Regions from separate parts of the Homo sapiens genome. Here regions 2 and 3 are each linked to region 1. Evidence: chromatin loops called from intact Hi-C (ENCODE). Cell type or tissue: B cell. All regions are shown on one strand. Links, peaks and the distances in the headings refer to the core of each region. The heading gives the core; the rest is flanking DNA.

Region 1 (6,760 bases), core at 1,114-6,113:
ATGATATCCAATGCTCATGGCAATTTCTTTCAGAACCTACATGTTCTATTTGTGGTGAAGTTTATTCTGAAGCTAATTACTCTTACAGTGTAGCACATCTAAGAATGATTTTAAAATGATTTTGATAAATATTTTGTGAGTGACATTGAATGAACATATCAAGCACAGAAAATTAGAGGAACGACATAGCAATGATGTCCTTGTTGAATGCATCTCACTATCATATTTATTAAAGTGCTCAAGGGGAATAAAAAATATGAGGACCTATTATGAAAATTTTAGAGAAAACAGTAGGAAGAAATAGTAAAGCTTTCTCAGGTTTGAAGGCTGCTTGTTATAGTAGAGAGAGAATCTTTTGATCATATGCAGAAGCTCTCATTCTGTTATTCATGTAGCTTGGACAACTTTCTTAAAACTTTAGACCTTCCGTTTTTTTCATGTGTGGTGATAATACAGTTTCATCATATTTATGGAAGTTTTAAATAAGATGACTCATATACAGCACCCAGCACAGTGCCTGGAATGCAGTGGGGTTCGTTAAGTGGTAGTATTACGGCATTCTGCAAAGCAGTAGCACAGACTTTCCTTTGGAATTTATCATTTATATTCCTAGTAAAATTGCTTCTATACTCAAAAGTCTTCAGAAAAAGTACACTTGAGAGTTTTAATTGTATTTACTCAAGCTGCACTCATCCAGCTTGAAATCTTGGAGATATATTTGACTCTTTATAGTCCCCATTAATTTTCTGCTGCCTCTTTCTTCTTCACCTCTTCAGTTGAGGGGACCAGAACTTCCACCATGGGCTCAGTGCCCCATTCCTAACCAGTCAGAAGTAAAGCAGGTTGATGTTATTATAAAGGCTTGATTCCTTCTTATCTGTTAGGGTTTAGAATTATTGCTCTCTGGCATAATTGGCTTAGACTCAATTTTGCCCCAGAAATAAAGTGCCTAGTGCAGTGCCTAGATTTTTAAAAAATGTAGCTGTTTTTATTGTTATTTACAGTTGACTCAGGCTTTGGGGCACCTAGAGAAATCTCTGAGTTGAAGAGTGTAGTAATTTAGAATAAGTAATATGTAATCTTGTAGACCTGAATTTAAATCCTGTGTCCACCATTCACCAACTGTGATCTTGGTCGGGTTACTTAATTACTCTTTGTGTTTTTTTCCCCTTACCTATAAAATAGGGTCAAGAATGCTCCCCTCATGAGATTGGTTGTCTATCTATCCATTTATTCATTGAATCTAATTTTTATTTATGTAGTACCCACCAAATGGCAAACGCTGTGCTAATATCACGCCAACTAAGGCAAACAGAAAAGCAGCACCAAGATCACAGTTAGTGAATGATCTTGGTCAGGTTGCTCTTTGTTTTTTTCCCTTATCTATAAAATAGGGACAAGAATGCAATCATACTTATTGGCCAGATTAATATTCATTAAGGACGATTCACAGAGACAGTGGAGTAGTACTTGCTAGTTGCCCAGATGCATTCTGTGGGAATACACAGAGATTTAGCATGACTGGACTTCAGCTTTGGGAGAGGAACTCCCACATTTGGGCTGTGGGGCTTTTGAGTTGCATAATATAGGAGATTCCAGCCCCTACCCTGGAATAATTAGGGGTTAGGATATAATAGCAATATGTCATGGCAGAAATAGCTATAACCCTGTCACTTCAGTGCTCGTGGTTGTGGATTTGCAGGAGTTGAGGACTTGATAATAACATCAGTCTGCCCTAGACAGGTTGACAATGGGTCACTGAACCTTGCAGTCAACAGCTGGAGAAGGGAGAGACAGTAGAATATAAATGGGGCTGAGAAGAACATGTTTTTTGTGAATAATACTTTTATCTAAGGTGGTAAAGGGCTGGAGTCAAAGTCTTGTAATTGAAGCTGTATGGCAGCAAAGCAAACTAGAGGCAGGACTTGCTACATCAGCATTCAAGATTGAGAATGTACTAACATTATAGCTGCAGGGGTAACTGTGGCCCAGGCTGTGCAGCTGACCATGATTGACTGCATTAAAAATGGGCTAAAAGCAGCTTTCAGTGAAATTTGCAGAAGGCCAATCCTTTCCAGGATGCCAATCTACTGAGGATTAGTTTTGGATAAATTAATCCTTGTCTCTTAGCTAAGCAATGGAGACATATTGGTGAGCCAAAGTAGACATTGTTAATCCTCACATGGAACAGTGTTCAAAAGGTAAGATAGACTGGTTAAATTGTCATACAAAAAGCAACATTTTAACCATGACAAGCACTATGAAAGAGAGATACATAGCACTATGAGACATGTTTTTAAAAGCTTGATGTAGTATAACAGGGATCCCCAACTCCTGGGCCAGGAACTGGGCTGCACAGCAGGAGCTGAGTGGTGGACGAGCTGGCAAAGCTTCATCTGTATTTACAGCCGCTCCCATCACTTGCATTACCACCTGAGTTCCACCTCCTTTGAGATCAGCAGCAGCATTAGATTCTTACAGGAGCATGAGCCCTATTGTGAACTGCACATGTGAGGGACCTAGGTTGCATGCTCCTTATGAGAGTCTAATAGTTGATGATCTGTCACTGTCTCCCATCACCTCCAGTTGGGACCATCTAGTTGCAGGAAAACAAGCCCAGGGCCTCCACTGATTCTACTTATGGTGAGTTGTATAATTAATTCATTATGTATTACAATGTAATAATAGTAGAAATAAAGTGCACAATAAATGTAATGTGCTTGAATCATCATAAAACTATCTCCCCCGACTCCCTGGTCCCTGGAAAAGTTGTCTTCCACAAAATTGGTCCCTGGTGCCAAAAAGCTTGGGGACCACTATATATAGGACACCTAGAGAATGCATCCTTAAGTGATAATTGAACTAAGATGTGAAGGATGTATAAGAGCTAAATTTCTGTGAAAATTAAATGAGATAATATATAAAAAAGCATGTAGCACATAGTAACCCTCAGTGAATGAAGACTGATTTTCTTATACCTATTCTCTTTTGACATCAAGGTAGTTTTCGCTGGGAGTTTGTGCTATATAAATAAAGGTGAAGGAATGCAGGTGAATTACTAACAGACACTAATTTAAGAGAGCATATCTTGAGGTTGATTACCAGGAGAGGGGAAATGAGAAACACAGAATGTGAATCAACAAATAGGAGAGGCAAATAATGTGAGATCAGTTCAAGGTCAAACTAGTAAGAAAAAAACAGATGAAATGAAGAAGTTGGGAAAAAGACAAGTATTGGCTGGATTAATGCCCTGGGAGTAACTACTGATACCCCCTTTAAAGTCTCAGAGCCAAGTTCACAGATAAAGTAGCTTTTAAAGGTATCAGGGTTGTTTGAATCTGAGATGAATCAGACCCTCTTTATCCTTCAGGCACTCATAGTTTAGTGTGGGTAACATTTTTCTGCATAAACTACCTAAAATGCAAAACAGAGCAAGAAATGTTATCAAATAGGCATGGGCAATGTGCTAAGCAAACCAATTAATTCTGATGAGGAGGCTTTCCAGAGGTGGTAAAATTTCAAGATATTCCATGAAACAGGGAAACTCCTCTTTCATTTGTGTATGTTATCCACTTTAAATACAGCTAGGTTCATTTGTTTCTATTTGTAATTAATTTTAGGAGTGTCTTCATCTTGTTGATTTTATATCCCATCTCTGCTAATTTACATGGAAACTATTGAAACTTCTGAAGATGGGAGTGATTATCTGAGCTGCAGTTTGGCACCTGAGAGATGGACCGAAGAGAAAGGTTGGAGGGAGAGAGCCATCTAAACATACTAAGGCTTGCATTTTTATTTGTATTTAAAATTGCCCTAGTTGATTAAGAAGCTGAGTGGAGGAAAGCATGCTTCCTGACACGGAACAGAAGTTACCATATGATAACAGTCCACTAGATGTCACTAAAAGCTCAAGGATTGGTGCTTTATGTTTCCTTTCTTGAACCTGCCCCTTGGAACTTGAACTCTAGGGTCTGTGGATTTAGGCTAGGTGCTGCTTATGCTTTTAACTGGAAATCCCCATATAATCAGGTACTGCAAGTTATGTACAGTTGAAAAGACCAGAAGTATATCCAAGTATATATAAGCATTCAAATTGGTGGGAAAAGTAATTCAATAACTGATGCTGATTTAATTGGCTAACCACTTTGGAAAAAAGTCCTAATGATTTTGATCATTATACACCAAAATGAGTTCTAGGTGGATTAACTTTTTTTAGGTAGGATTTTAACTTTTTTTTTTAAGTGTGGTAAAATACATATGACAAAATTTACCATCTTAGCCATTTTTAAGTGTACAAGTTTAGTGGCATTAAGTACATTCACATGGTTATGCTGCCATCACCACCATCCATCCATAGAACTCTTTTCAACTTGCAAAATTGTGGATTAATTTTTTTTTTTTAATTGAGATGGAGTTTCGCTCTGTCACCCAGGCTGGAGTGCAGTGGTGTGATCTCGGCTCACTGCAACCTCCGCCTCCCGGGTTCAACCAATTCTCCTGCCTCAGTCTCCTGAGTAGCTGGGATTATAGGCATGTGCCACCACACCTGGCTAATTTTTGTATTTTTAGCAGGGACGGGGTTTATCATGTTGGTCAGGCTGGTGATCCGCCTGCCTCGGCCTCCCAAAGTGCTGGAGATTACAGGAGTGAGCCACTGTGCTCAGCCAGATTAACTTTTTAAATGTAAAAATAGAAACAACAAAAAGTTTAGAAGAAGATCTATTTGTGTTTTTATATAATTGAGTTTTGGAAAATTTTTCTAAGCCCAACAGTAAAGGAGGTATCAAAAGTTATATATTGATAAATTTTATTACCTAAAGATTAAAATTTTGTTTACATCTAAATGCCTCAAAGTTTATTCATTTATTATATATATGAATAATTTATCATATATTCATTATGATGTGGTTATAGGACTTGCTGGTTTTCAGCTATGGAGCTGCTGTCAGTTCCTAGGGACCTCCCACAATTCCTTGCCATGTGCTCCTCTCACATGTCCTTTTACAATATGGCAGTTTATTTCTTTTATGCCATAGCATAAAAGCTCAGATCTCTCTTTTATGATATCAATCTAAGTAGCTCAGTTCTCACCCTAAAGTTTTAGGAAAAATTAATAAATAAGGAGTATTCACTCTCTAATAAGCATGCATATTATAGAAAAATATGTAATGAGAAGCAGAAATACATTAAAAATTAGTGTATAGATTACTTAACAAAGATAAAGCCCACACAACATCTAGTTTCATCCAATATGTTAATACCTTTTTATAACTCCCTCTTTGTACTTCCTCCATGGAAAAGATACATGGGTAGGACATGAGGACATCCTGGATATTTGGTATGGCGTTCTTTGCTGGGTACTGACTATTTTTAATTATTTTGACCATTAGCTTCCTTACAGTTAGCATATTATCACTTAACTTGACAGTTGTTTTGAATTAAGAAATCTCACAATCAATCTTGAATTGGAACTGATATGTGTGCTTTTAAAAACAAAATCTATAGTGTTGTTTGGTATCAAATCCAGAGTTAAGCTCAGCTTTGTCAGAATGTTGGGGCATACTTCCTTCACAATGGCTGCTTTCTAGTGGCAGTTGTCAGGGTATAACTTGAGGTTAAACCATTCTCAGTGTTCCATTCCCTGGTTTAATCATGCCCTTACCTGAATCCTTCAACTACCTCACAGGCAGCAATTCATTGACTCCTATCTGGTATGAGATTGTAAACTGAAAGATGTCCTGATTTCCCCGTTACAAGATGATATTGTCTTCTGTTTTATCCATCAGCTATCTTTATCAGTAACACCAGAAAATTATATATAATATGATTTTATCTCTAGTCTCAAATTTGTGCTGATGAACTTAATCATCATAATGTTCTTATTTTCATTTGTGTTTTGTCTTATTATGTGGCCACAAATACATAGACAGTGTATGTGGTTTTAGCCTTCCATTGTATCTGGAAATTTAATTGTTATAAGCCTTTTCTTGTAGACCTTATTCTGTATTTGTATGAGATTCTAAACCTTCTACAGTGGCTACAATTTTGTTGGTCCCTATCAAAATCAGAGATCTGGGAAAACAAACCATAATGTTTATATTTTCCATTAGGGGAAACGTTCTTGGGAAAGTAATCACTCTGGGTATTTAGACAGCCTGGAAATGCAGTTCCACTTTTCAGATGCTTACTGGTTTCCACGAAAATGTTCATTCCATGAAAATGTTCCGTTGAGGCGGAATGAAGGGGCTCGTGACAGGGAACCACTGTGTGCTTGGCGTTGTCCTCAGCCTTCTGTTCACTCATTTAGTATAGACCAGTATATACTACTGGCTGAGCATGGTTCTGAAGGGTAGAAATGCAAATATGAGACACTAATTATGATCTCTATCTTTGAGGATTTATTTCTCAGCCTTGTGAGGAAGAAAAACACTAACTAGAAATTGCAATCCAACTCACATATGAGTACAAATGAAAACACTTCATCCTGGAAGCAGAAAATACGCTTCTGCTTTGGAATAGAAGCAAAATTGAAGACTAGAAGTGAACCTGAAAAGAAGGCAGAAGTGAAGTAGGATCTGCATAAACTGTTACATGTTTTCTCTTTTATGTCCAGTTAAATATTTTTGACAGTAGAACTGCAAAAATACTTAACATTGAATTGAAGAATTTCTTTGTAGAAGTGTTGAAGAAACACCATTTCTCTGATTTAAGGAAGTCATAAATATATTTGAATGTTTGATATTCTAAAATTGTTTAGTAA
Region 2 (6,760 bases), core at 679-5,678, 260 kb after region 1:
TGATCTGTCCTGCAGGCCACAAGTTTTTATCCCCTCTTTCCTATGTCTCAGCCTACTTCTGCCTCATAGATACACACCTCAAAATGCAGCCCTGGGGCCTGGGCTCACTTTCCTTCATCTTCCATATCTCAAGGCTTATGTTAGAGCTCATTCTCTTTTCTTTCAGGTCCAATCTCTTCTCCTCTCAATGCCCACTGCCACAGCTCCTTCTTTGGTGACTGGCATTGCTATTGCCACCACCACCAACTTTCAACCTGAGAGCATGATTTTTCCAGAAGACGTGATGTAGAAAGAGAGAGAAAATAAATGCTACTTGCATTTTGACACTATCTAAAAGCAAACAGATAAATGTTTAGCTTTAAAAACATTTCTAAATGTGTAAAACAATTATTTATAGTGGATTCTTGACCCTGATCCCATTGCTCACTCTCAACCTATGTGTGAGGGATGGTCACTTATGGAGTGAGATTAGGCGTGAAGTAAGTATCAGGGTAACAAAACCAGTGATTTTTTAAATGATGTCATGATTTTGTCTTAAAAAAAGTCAAGATCAAAGCGGCCAGCTAATAAAGTCCTGGTCCTACATAAATAACTAGGGTTTTAAAAAATTATCTTTAATGATTTTTTTAACCTCCTTGAAAAAGATGAAGTGGTATATATTGCCTGTTTCTTAATGGTTAAGTATCATGAACTTTGGTGGGGAAAGAAACTGAAAGCCCAGTAATTCCCTCGGTCTTTATATAAGAAGAGTATTATCTGAATGTCGTTTGGGGCAGTGGTTATATTTTTAAGCATCTGTCATTCATGCTAATTGACCAGGGATGTGGCTAGCCAGGGTCAAGCTCCCACAGTCAGTGCAAGAGGGCCCTGAGGCTTTGGGCAGCCTGTCCGATGGCAGCCACCTAATGTAGGATGCAGTGGCAGTGCTGGCCCACTTTTGAGAGCAGCCGCTGAGTTACGGACTCCTTGTGTGGGAGCTGTATGTCGGACTGGAGCTCCAGACTGCTCATTCCCTGCCCAGAGCCTTACCCTGTCATCATTGATTTTATGGGGAAAGAAAGCATCTCCTTTTGTAAACACCACACCAGCATCTTCAATAAGATGATGCAATGGGATTAATGATGCACTTTCCAGCATCCTCATCGATTCTGAAGATGGAAGTAGAAACTTGAGATGAGACTAAGCCATGTTTTGTCAACATTTTGCTTCTCTAGCAAGCAAAATATCCTCAAATTGTGAGTTTACTTGAAAGATATGCTGGTATTTGAATCCCCAGGGCTGGGAAGATTCTATTTTACAGACATCACCAGGAGTGTGACACTCAGGCCTGAGAGTAAGGAGAAAGGAAGGAAAAATTAATGAGTAACCAACCACTCTATTTCAGAGTCTGTTGTATGGGTGAGCTGGTGGTGATTGGCTTGCAAATGTGTTTTCCAGGAAAAAAAACTCTACAGGAGTGGTGGGAACAGGATGGGAGTGGGAGGGCACAGAGGGACCAACAGACCTTCCTTTTCTTTGCAGGTCTAGGTCTGAGGATGGCCCAGATGGTGAGCAATTGTGTGGCTATTTAGTCAAATCCCAACTAGCTCAGCAGATAACTGAACATCCCTGAGGGGCTTGGGAAATATATGTGTTTGTGAAGTGCTGTGAGAATTTACCCAGTGTAGCTCAATCTGCCTCAGACTGACTTCTGACATAAATGAATTTTAAGAAAGTAGGCGTTTTCCTTCTTGAAGAAGCATAAACTCATATTAGGTTAGAATCTCAGGAGTTTGTATTCAGTTGATGTCTAGGCACATCAGAGATGGAGAGGAGATAAATGTCTCTCCAGCAAAGCCGCTGGGTTTGCACACCTGTCCCCAATATCTACACTGGGCTTGACAGAGGGTTTATGTAGACTAGTCAGAAAGTTGTGCAGCAGATATTCAATACTGAAATCAACGAATGCACTTTATTACTCACTTGCCTACTATCCCTGGATGACAATAAGACCTAGATCTACAGTTTAAAGTTCAGAAATATATGATGCTTCTCGATGGTTATGATCTGAATAACAGAAGTGAAGCGTTAAGGTAAATATTGATGTTATTTAAGAATACTCAGTGAACTAACAGGTCTCTGATGACTGTGTAATTTATGCCTAGCCCCGTGAAGAATAGTACAAAATAATATGACATGTGCTCCCCTGCACTTGTTATGGAAGATGAGACACACCTATGAAAAGCTGAAGTAGCAACACAGAGCAGGATGCATACAAACATGTGAAATACACAGAGATTACTGTGAGCTAGGAAGACGAGAAAGGCATCAAAGAGTAAGCCATTTGGTACTGGTCCCTGAAGGTCTTGACTGCGTGCAGTGATCTTAAAAGTGGGGTGTGAGATGACATACACTAGGGTGCAAGAATAAAATAGTAGGACTTCTATTTATATTTTCTCATCTTTGTTATTTCTCTTTTGTATGTTTATTACACACATAATGTTAGAATTCTATACACGTATAAAACTTGTAAGTAAGTAAATATACATATATGGGGTATGTGCCCCCCAATTTTTTGATGTGCATGTGCCAGTTACAAAGTTATTTTCTTTCAGCTTCAAATTCACCCTTCATTTTCTGCTCTGGAAAAGTCAAGTTGGGACCTTTAAATATATTTCCTTTTACCACCCAGAACAATGTTAAGCTCTGTCAGCAGAGGGCACAGGAGAGGCATTGCAAGAGGAACGGGGTTTTTTTCTTCCTAGCTCTGGTGTCCTCCCCTGAGGCTTCTGCAGGGAGGCACACTTCCTCCAGCCCCCAGGAACCACTTTCCTGCAATATGGGCAGCAGCTTCAGTGCAAGGCTCCACAACACCCATGGCCTCTCCGGCACTCAGCCCCTGCAGCATATAGCAATCAGCAGCACCCAGTGGGCAGCAGCTTCCCCAGGAACCCCCTTGGCGAGACACCTTCCCATGAACAGCTTTTCCTAGCACCTAGATGGCAGATTTCCGGTAAGTTCTACTGGTGCAGTACCACATTGACTTCTCTGCCATTCAGTGAGTGATGGCTGTGCCCTCTCCAACAAGGTCTGTGTTTCAGCCTTGAGGGCAGGGAGGATCTCTTCCTTGAGTGCTCTGCTCCTCATATCTGCTAATCCTATAGTTTTTAGAGTTCATTGTACTTCTTGCTAGCCAATCCTTCATTAGTTCGATCCTCTGTTATAGTATTTATTTATATTAAGCTTTCCCTGTTTGAATTACTGGATGGTTTCTCTCCTGAATGGGTCCGGACTGATTCACTGCACTTCTATTCATAAAAAATTTTGAGCATGCACTGACTGCCAGTATATGTATATTTTCTTGTTTATCAATTATATTCATGTATTATTTGACTAGTTTTCATGAACACATTAAAAACATACACAAAATTTTACTAAGATAAAGATGAAATATTGTATATTTGAAATATTGTCTTTGAACTATCTTGATTGTAATGGCTTTATACTACAATTAGCAAATATCTGAAGTAACAATATGAACCAAATATGGTGAATCATTAATAGTAATGATTGAAATTTAAATTACATTTCAAATAATGATTTGATTGGAATTAAAAGAGGGTACCTGTGTCCATCTTTATGTTCACTTTGAGTAGACTTTATTTTATTTTTAAAATAACAAACTTCAGAGCACCACATTGCACACCTCTGGGGCATATGAATCCTCTTTGGACACAACTGATCTAAGCTACCCCCTTGTCTCCTTTCTGGTCCATCACCTATACTCCAGCCATAGTGATCCACATAAAAATCACATCACTCACTTGCTTAGAGCACTTCATTGGCTCACCATCAGTCTTATGATAAAGTATGAAACTTATCTATAGACAATTCTGAGTGGGCTTAGGCCATGGTGAATGTGATGGTCCAAATCCTGGCAGAACCAACATCTGTTTTTTTCTCTAGTCTTGTCACCTACCCTCGCTTGCCTCACAAACAGGCCTGAGGTAGGGAACATACACTGAGGGATGCTGCACCAGGGCTTTTCCTGTTGAAACCCAGGCCCTGAGGCTTGGACTTCCTTCCTTTAATCTGACATGTGACCCCTCCTCAGTTCTGAAAAGCTCCTAAGTAGATTGAGTAATTCCAGGTTCTACTTTCCCATGCTGTCTGCTGATTGTGTGCTTCTCTGTTCTTTCTACAGCATAATGCACTGCTACTTCATTGCAAGAAGCTTCTTATGTACTGGGCCCAACTTGATGCTTTACAGTTTGTTCTTAGGCTGGAAGTGTCAGCTTTTGGAGTGCAGGGGCAGTTGAAATATATCTGTCATCTAACTTGGCACTATCACCTTCCCAAGCACAGTGATATTGCCTTTCACACAGTGATGGCATTGCCTCTCAGGAATACTCTCCCAGGCTACCCCTCCACAGATGCTATGGTACCATTTCTCCCTATGCCTCAGTTTCTCCTAAAGATATTAACACCTGAATTTACCTATGAAGTTGTTAAAAAAAATGAATTATGGCTTGGACTAGTACCTGTAATAGAGAAGGGATTTTCGATACACATTAATTATTATTTCTTCAAGGTCGACAACCAAGATAAAAGTACGTTTCCATAGGTTTTCTCCCTGCAACTCTTCTCACACACTTCTACACCTGACTCCACCAGAAATCTGAAAAAGGCAGAATGCTCTTTCCTGCTATCGGACTCCTAGATGGGAGTTTCCCAGCAGGCACAAGTGCCAGCTGCAGGACACAGGTGTGCCACTAATGACCTACAGGTATGCTGAGATACAAATTTCCCCTCAGCTTTGTGGGAGGCCAGGTGGGCTCTCTTTACCCCCTAGCCTTACCTTCTCACCTGGTGGGGTTACCCCAGTGTGCACCAGATGTGGCTTCCTGTGTTTACCACAACACAAAATATTAGGGAAATGCTGTTGGAATTACCTTAACACTCTTCTCCTAGTATCTCTTCTGTTGATCTTTCTGGCCTCAACTCAAATCTCACCTTCTCCTTAAATCCTTTCCTGCCTTCCTCAGCTAGAAGGAACAAAAGCATGTATGTGATGCAGGTTACCCCACCTTCTTCCATAAGCTTCTACTGCAGTTATTGTCTGATCCATTGAGTAGACAGTTAAACAAATACTCAGCTACTGTCCTTGAGACATCACTTATATGCTATTGCGAAGTGAAAGAGAAGGATTGGCAGTGGGATTGATGGAACTCACCTTAGAGATCATCTGGTCAAATGATATATAGACAGAAAGGAAGTCTTATCAAGGTTAAGTGGAACTTGTTCAATGTCACCTGGAGCTGGAATTGGAGGTCCACGATTCTAATAACTGATCCACAGTTGTACTGCTTGCATTTCTCATGCTGTGTCTTTGCTCCCAAATATACCAGGAGCTCATTGGTGGCCCAGTCCCTTCCTGATTGTCTTGTGTCTACCACAGTGAGCCTGGCCCAGGGCCTTGCACAAAGTTGGAGCTCATGAGATGTTTCCTATATGAATCTAATTGGTCACACTCAAGCATTTTCCTTTGCTTTCATTTGGGAATCAATCCTAAATCATTCCAAAGGGATGATAGTTTCTTTTCTGCTCATGATCTGTTTCAGGTCTAGGATGATACAACTGATAATGTATTTGAGCCTGTCCAGGAGCTGAGATTGGTCACTGTAGTTACAGTCAAAAAACGGTGATGATCCCATCAAAGGATGGAAGAAGCAGTTCCAAGAAGCTAATTGGAAAGACTGATGAGTCTACCATTTGTGCTTTCAAACTTGAGTCGTTTTACTAGTTCTCAAAATTTAATTTCAATACCTTCTTTGAAATGCGGACATTCAGCATCCACATTGTCCCTTGGGTGAAATGACTACTCCTGTATTTCAGTGTTCTAAATTATGAGCAATTAACATCAAGGCTGTAGCCTTAGCAACCTGTGCCTGGCTTGGGGGCTTTGCCCCTTCTGCTGGTTCTGTTTTCTTCCTCCCAACCTTCCTTTGACTCCCTGCAGTGCGAGCCCTCCAGGGAGGGAAGAAGGAGGAGAAGACACCCTGCTGCACATTACTTTTCTGTACTCCACTGATGCTCCTTTCCTTTTGTGATTTAATAACTTAAACATCTGACTTGAGAACATTGGAGATAGTAACAAAAGCCACTTTTTGAACCTTATGAGTCCTTTGGAGACAACTGTCACATTTTACAGTAGATGCAATTAAAAGTAATTTTGATCATCAGTAATAGAAGCTTCACTTACAGGTTCTATTATTTGGAATATAGTTATTTTTTATTTCACTTTTTTCTAGTCATATTGTAACATTAAACATGCAAATTTATGCATTCTACAATTCTACACTAAACTGTTACTGTGTGCCAGGCACTGCACTGCTATGTTCCAGGTTCCCTACCTTCATGGTGTTTCAGCTAGGAGAATGGTGGACCGTAAGCAAATGATTACACAGATTGTTATTTAATTAAAATAGTGAGAAGTAATGCAAGAAAAAATACAAGATACTCAAGGAACCTGAACCAAAGGGGTAAAATCTGGTATGAAGAGTCAGGGAAAGTTTTCCCAAAGAACTAGCATTTATGGTGAGGCTAAGGTGTGAATAGAAAGTACCAGAAGAAGAGGATCAAAGAGAAGTTGTTCAAAGAGAATTTCGTGATGAAAAATCAAGCCATGTTAAGTATTTGAGATTTTTTTCCCCTAAACCACCATGGAAACCTACCGAAGGATTTTTAGGAGGAAAGTGATATGATCCTATTTGCATCTAAA
Region 3 (6,760 bases), core at 724-5,723, 350 kb after region 1:
GTACAACCTGAAGACTCACCAGAACACGTATGGACTTGCAGCTGTCCAGAAGCACAGTGATGAATGGTGTGTTTGGCCACTCCATTTGTTTTCACATAGTTTCCCACAGTTTAGAAGTGCTGAAGATGAGACCTTAAAAGAGTTGGAACCCCCCTGAGTAGAAAAGAAGCTGGAATTAGCAAAATAACACAAATAGGCATGAGATTCATCCTACTGGGAGGAAGTCACCCTTACAAGAAGAGAAGCACAAATGAGGAGGACCCCCGCTCACTTAAGTGTAAAAAAAATGCTGTGTTTAGAAGCTCAGTAAGATCACAGTTAGTGACTTTTCCCAGAGGGGGTATAAGAAGTTTCATGGAGACCCAAAAGGTCTGATGGCAAGATACCTTCCCAATGTTGAGTAAGGCGCCATAGTCTGCCAAAACTCTTCAAAGCCACTGCTTCTCATGGACATAAACGTTCCACCAGAAGTGAACATGGTGGTATTTTTTGAGTGGAACAATGAAAGATGTGAGAATACAGGTGGTATTTTCATTGCTTCTTCCTACTGCCCTTTGGAACTCTGGAAGACTGAAGAATATCTAAAGATGATCAGTAGTGGACTTACAAGAATAGGTTGATATTTAGAATGAGGTTCTGAAACACAGCTTAAGATACCAGAATAAATCATTCTAGCCATGAGTGCAGAGAATCTTACAAAGACATGGGGGACTATGTTGCTTAGCGACTGATCAGCTGATCTCATCAAGAGGATTTAAAAACTGATACCAGGAGGAAGAGTAAGACAACACAATAAAATAGACAACCCACAAGACCAGTTGCTATGAATGACATCCAGTGGGATGTGGAAAAAAAGGGTTCCAGGACAGGAGGTTTCCAGTGATTCACAGGAGATAAGATTGAATCCTAGATGTAAGTGATGGCCATGGCCTTGGGTGTCCTAATGCATCCTGCAGAGAGAACAAACAGAATAACCCAGGACAATGATCACAGCCTTGTAGATATAACTGGCACCCAAACATGTCAACAGACCACTTAGAAGCAGACAGATTAATGTGCTATACATGCCTGAAGAGCTGTGTACCTAACGTTGAAAGCTCATTGATACACATATTGTGGGCATTAGCAGAAATGAGCCTGCCAGGGAAATATGACAGGTGGAGAGGTGAGACTCCTAAAACAAATCAAAGCACTAGTACAGAGATAAAAATCCAGTGGTGAGGGAGAAACCCACTGAGGAGATGTTTCCTGGAAGTCTTCTTTGGTTAAAGACAAAGTGAAAACTTCTCCAGTTGCTTTGCTACAAGTATTAGAATACTTTTGATGTAATGAACAGAAATCCTGACACAAACTAGATTGAACAAAGAAACTGTAGCATCTGGACAAAGGGTCTAGAGATAGGATTGTAGATTCCATGGTTAAGGATGGGGGGTTCCGGGATTGTAGATTCTGTGGTTAATGATGGTATCAGGAACACCAGTTCTTCCCAGGCTATTGGGCCATCCTTCCTTCCTTTCTGTTCATCTTCAGGTTGGTCGCAAGATGGATGCAGGTCTAGGCATTGCATCCAGACATGAAAGTAGCCACAGGAAAACGCACTTCTTGTAGCTCTCTGTTAAGAGCAAGGAAAAAATTATTCAAGTGCCCAGCAAACTGGCTCCTTACACATCATGGCCAGAAGTATGCCAATTTTTGAAGCAGTCACTGGCAAAAGGAATGGGACTGTGTGGGCCCAACAGGTTCAGCCCTGGAGATGGATCCCTTCTTCTGGGACACCAAGAAAAACACCATCCCCTTCTCCCCTGGCAATACCCAGCCAACCTTCCAGCTATGACTCTCCCCCACAGGCACCCTGTTTCTTCTCATGACAACTCTGCACTCCATTATCCACCTCCTGGGAGCAAACCATTTTGTAGCCTATTCCAAAAAGCTCAAGCCAGCACAGACACCACAGGGCAGCAAACGAAATCTGAATCTCAAAGCTTGCCAGACCAGCAGCGCCCACTGAGAAACTCTCCAGATAAGAGATGATCCCAGGAACCCCACCGCCTCCTGCCATGTCTCTGCACATGCCATCAACGCTCTGCTCTCAGTGAAAATGGCTGAGGGGAGGAGCTTTTCCTCTACAGACCCAACGCTGCCATTTCCCACCCCTGTGGTGGGACTCGAAGAGGGGCTGGAGAACACGTCTCCACACACATACAGCTGTGGCCTGCTTTTGGCTCTCTCCTCCCACTCTTCTGCAGCGCAAACCAGGGTGGAGGATGGTGTCAGACCCGTCTTTCGGAACACTTGTCATTTCAAGAACCAGAGAGGCAAAGCCCTTCAGGCATGTTTGGAGTCCCAGAGAGCTCAGCACAGGACTCGTGCTGCCAACACTGTGACTCTAGACTATCTTGCTGGGAATCGGGATTTCAGCTCCTCTTTCCACACACCTTCACCCCCAGCACTGGGCACCCACTTCTGCAGCTCCCCACTCAAATTGGTCCCCCTCCTTTATGACACTGGGCTTCTCTGGATTCCTGTCAGCCGTTTTCTCCAGTCCTGGGGCTCTCAATATCTCCAAATACTCACATGGGTAATGGGTTCCTTGACCCAATGACAAGCATCTGTCTCTCAAAGAGCAGTAGGCCTTTCCTAGGGCCTCTGCCATCAGCTCTGCTGCCCTTTGCTGCCCTCCCCTGGCCATTGACATCACTGCAGGTAACTCTTCAGGACTCTGATGGGTTCATTGATACATCCATTCAAAAAAAAAGTATTTAGGGGCCCTGTGTACCACGCGATGTCCAGACACTGAGGATTCAGTGATAAAAACACATGGCGCCTGCCTTCCAGGAGTACACAGTCTAGTGAGGAAAATGAGAGAGAGGGAGAAAAGCAGAGAGAGAGAGAGATAATGAATGAATGAGAATGAGAATGAAAGAAGGAATGAGAATGAGAGAGAGGACTTTTTGAATGGGAATGAGTGGATTCTGGTGTGCCCTTGTGGAAGTCTAGATTTGCTCATTGTTCTGCAGACCCGACTGCCTAACATGTTCACCTGAAAAGGAATCCCCTGGCCTCCCCTTTGGAAGTGGAGTTGGAGAATTTATTTTAAACCGAATATTTCTGAGCAAGTGCAAAGCACCCTACCTGGCACTGAGGTATAATGGGGAAATGCTGGTCCCATCCCCCACAGAATTTACAATCTGGCTGAGGAAATAGACATAAGAAAATAATTAGATTGTTTAATAACAGTTATGGTGTTACCTGGTACTGTATTCTGTCTTAGTCATACCTAGCAAGAGCTCCACACAGCAAGGATAGGGCATGGGGTCCATGTTTTAGGGGGTAGAAGGAGTGAACCACAGAGAGCACAGCCCGTGCACATGGTAGGCACCTCAGGAAGTGCTGAATGCATGAAAGAGGCTGCGCAGCAGACAAGGCTCCTGGGAGCCAAGGCCAGTGTCTCCAGCCAGCTCAGCTGAAATCAGCAGCTCATGTGCTCCGTTCTTCACCTTCAGCATGCCCACTTCATCCTGAAACTCTCTTCTACCCACCACCTCATCTCCAGATGCAGATCCTAATGTCCCAGACAGGACTGTTGGCAGGTTCCAAGTCAAGTGAAGGATAATTCAAGAGCCACAGTCCAATAGTGCAGGAGCCATATCTGCTCTATTTGCCATTGTATACCCAATCCTTCACATAGTACCTGGCACATAGGAGGTACTCCATAATTCTGTGACGGTTGTTGAATGAATGCATGGATTTTGCATAACTATTCAGGCAAGAGCTTAGCTTCTATAGAGAATTTGGTCATGATTGGATTCATTTGATCAGTGGAAGCAGCCATTCCAGTTTACTATAGAAGTAACATTCCAGTTACTATAGAAGTAGATTTAGAACCTAATTTGGCCTATTGGCTACAAAAAGGGTACAGACTCTGAGTTGTAGTGAGACTGCCAGTCTACCTGCAGGTCGATGAGGGCTCCTCCATCCTCCCTGGGCTGAGATTTAATAGTGCCTCTTTTTGCTCAGCCTGCTCTCTAATCCTCAGGGTGAGAGATCAGTATGAACTGACAGGTCTGAGAAATCTTCCTAGGGGAGGAAGAAGGGTTTCCAGCTGCAAGGAGAGAGCAGCGTGCAGTGACAGTGAGGCACCAGGATGTAGAACAATGCTGCCAGAACATATTCCCTGAGGTTTGGGAATGAACTTCTTCAAGGGCTGTGCTCCCTTTTTGATGGGTCCTAGTGGGCCTCTGTGCTGGTCGTGACCGACTTTTCTTCAATGATCCAGTGGAGGCTGCAATGTATTTTGCTTAAAACTACAGCTGGTTTATAATTTTGGCCTCAGACAGTAATTACAGCTGCTGGGGCTCCTTGGAGAGATAATTACGGAAAGAATTCAGCATATTCATTTTATCTACACACTTAACCATCAATTAAATCATTACCATCTAATCCTATTCCAGAGTCTAGAAATGTTCTGTGAATATATAATTTTGAAGGCACTGAAGTTTGTTTTCAGATGGTTTTAAGTGAAAAATTGCCCAATTTCCATAGCCAATGGAGGCTTTCTCTATGAAAGCAGAGCCGAGAGTATCTCCTGGCTTGTGGTTGCTGCCTCCCTGGGGGCCTGCACCACATAAAGGGCCAAGCAGGAATGGATTGATAGGCGGGAGCTGGGACTTTGCCTTTGATCTCCCATGGAGTTTGTGATTTTCCAAAGCAGGATTAGCACTGGGACTTAGAGGTCAGTGGCTGGAGACAGACAAGAGGGTGGCTTGTTTTGCCAAGGAGCTTCCAGGAGAGTCTTCCCCTGCTGGGATTCTGCTAGGGCCCTGGGCTGTCATCCACTTATCAAAGTCAGGATGGGGTCTTTTCACTTTGGGAACCCAGGAGAGAGTGTGGTATTTAAAAGCATGAGTGCTGGAGCTGGCTTCACTTTCTGGCTTTGCCATTTTTGAGTTGTGTGTCCTTGAGCAAGTTTCTAAATTCCTCTAAACCTCAGGTTATTCCACTCTTTAGCAACACAACAATAGATCCTACCTCACAGAGCTGTGTGAGACTTAAATGAAAAAATGAATGTAACATGTTTAACACAGCATCTGGAACTTAATGGATGCTAGGTAAACTTTGATAATTGATATTATTCAACATACATGTATGTACAAGAAAAGGAGAGAGGCAGAAGGGAGAAATCAAATGTCCAAAAATGTGCTTCAGCGGGAACCAGGGCCTCTGAAAGCATATGTGGCATGGGCTGGGACTGCCCCTGGGCTTCACTGTCCAGCCTTGGACTCCACGGCTGCTCTCTGCTCTCTCTGACCTTGACTTCCCTTGGGGATGGTCGCCTGGGAACCTCTGACTGCAGTCCCCCTCTGTACCCCTCCTCCCTGACCCTACCCTCTCATGGCTCCAGCCTGGTGCTCCTCCAAAAACCTTGCTGCACTGCTGGTACCCTGAATATGCCTGTTCTCCTCCTACACTTCCAACCATCCTTTTCTCTCTTTCTCATGGGCTTTCGCTGGCTGACGGTGGGATATAGTCATGCCTCAAGTTTCTGACCTAAGTCACTTTTTGTTTTTTTCTACACCACACAAAGCAGCATCTGGGAAGACGGCCCACAGGGATGCAACTGCTTCCTGGCCTCTTTCAGCCAGGGAGGCAATTTTTCTAATAGACAGGAGTCTTGGGCTGAATCCTCTTCAGACTGTTCCTAACACTGGAATCCCAGAGGCACTGTCTATACAGTGGGGCCCTGAGGAAGTCTCCTCTTTGTGAGCTGACTCTTCCAGATGGCTGCACTAGTCCTCTGGCCAGTGTTTGGGCTCAGACAATCCTACCCTACTGTACACGGTACGTGGCTCCTGTGCTGAAGTTACTAAAAAGCCCAGCTCTTGTAGCTGGCATAGAACTGGTCACAAGGCTGGCTTTTGCCCTGGCATAAGCCGCGTCTATGTGGGAGCCCCAAGCTGGGAACCAGCCCCAGGCACAGCATCAAGTCCACGTGGCAGACTTGCCTGAAAAACACCCACTTGACCTTATAGTTGTGCCTATCACCGAGCCAAGGGCTGCAAAGGAAATGAAAAGCTCCCAACTGCTGAAATCATGGAGCTGGAATATCAAGTCTCTATGTTCAAGGATAATCATGGTTATCGTTGGAAGGACTGTACAGTGAAGATTAATTTTTAACCTCCTCTGAGAGTTGTAAGAATTAAATAAGTTAATAAATGCAGAACACTTACAAGAGTGCCTAGTACCTAATGTGTGCTCAATGGATATTAGCTATTATTAGTATCATTATTATTAAAGGAGAAACCAGGCTTCATGAGGTTTATGGAGTCTTGGCCAGAAACACTGATTCTCCTGCTTTGAGAACTCTCAGGAGGGCTTACTCTTGGGCTGGTCCTCCTGTCCAGTGATCTCCAGAGCCAGTGACAACATGACAACTTCCTGATCCCAAACATTAGCATGTGGTATACCACAGGTACCACAGGATGGTCTTTTAGGAACGTAGATCCTAGCACTTCCCAGAGCAAGGGAAGAAAAAGCCCTCCCTGGCCATCCCCCCCAGCCTCTCTGCCTTGATTCCCTCAAGGGGAAGCAGGAGGGGATGCCCACAAGCTCCCTCTCCAGAGGCGGAAGACCAATACCCTCATTTCTCCTTGCTTCTCCTCCCCTCCTCCTGGAGAATGTGGGTAGGTGGTTCCTGCCCTGCCCTTTCTGTCTGTGAGCCCACTTTGGTCCCTGGTCAGCTCCGCAGGCCTCCTGCAATCAC

The links. Peaks named below come from ENCODE experiments on the same cell type or tissue, not always from the same donor. Only the 100,000 strongest peaks of a DNase experiment are listed, where the experiment ranks them.
Region 2: a loop joins it to region 1, with 6 times the contacts of the local background. A loop is called at or near these places in 8 of 110 quality-filtered maps.
Region 3: it touches region 1 in a loop (27-fold over the local background); 64 of 110 quality-filtered maps call a loop at or near these places.

What each region holds. Positions count from the first base shown.
Region 1 is chr11:7,094,533-7,101,292 of GRCh38, forward strand. No RefSeq gene overlaps it. Among named protein-coding and RNA genes, the nearest start is that of RBMXL2, 8.9 kb to the left of the region's middle. In B cell, for the core only: CTCF peaks have their summits at 3,894 (motif pointing right) and 4,094; a DNase peak (open chromatin) is centred at 3,909.
Region 2 is chr11:7,350,497-7,357,256 of GRCh38, forward strand. The region is part of intron 3 of SYT9 (synaptotagmin 9); the gene reads left to right. Among named protein-coding and RNA genes, the nearest start is that of SYT9, 100 kb to the left of the region's middle. In B cell, for the core only: CTCF peaks have their summits at 2,697 (motif pointing right) and 2,897; a DNase peak (open chromatin) is centred at 2,715.
Region 3 is chr11:7,440,108-7,446,867 of GRCh38, forward strand. The region is part of intron 6 of SYT9 (synaptotagmin 9); the gene reads left to right. It overlaps SYT9-AS1 (SYT9 antisense RNA 1), which reads right to left. Exons shown (of 5, transcript NR_103855.1): 5 at 1-1,612. Among named protein-coding and RNA genes, the nearest start is that of SYT9-AS1, 22 kb to the right of the region's middle. RefSeq lists a silencer at 2,471-2,765 and an enhancer at 2,734-2,783. In B cell, for the core only: CTCF peaks have their summits at 2,682 (motif pointing left) and 2,890; a DNase peak (open chromatin) is centred at 2,674.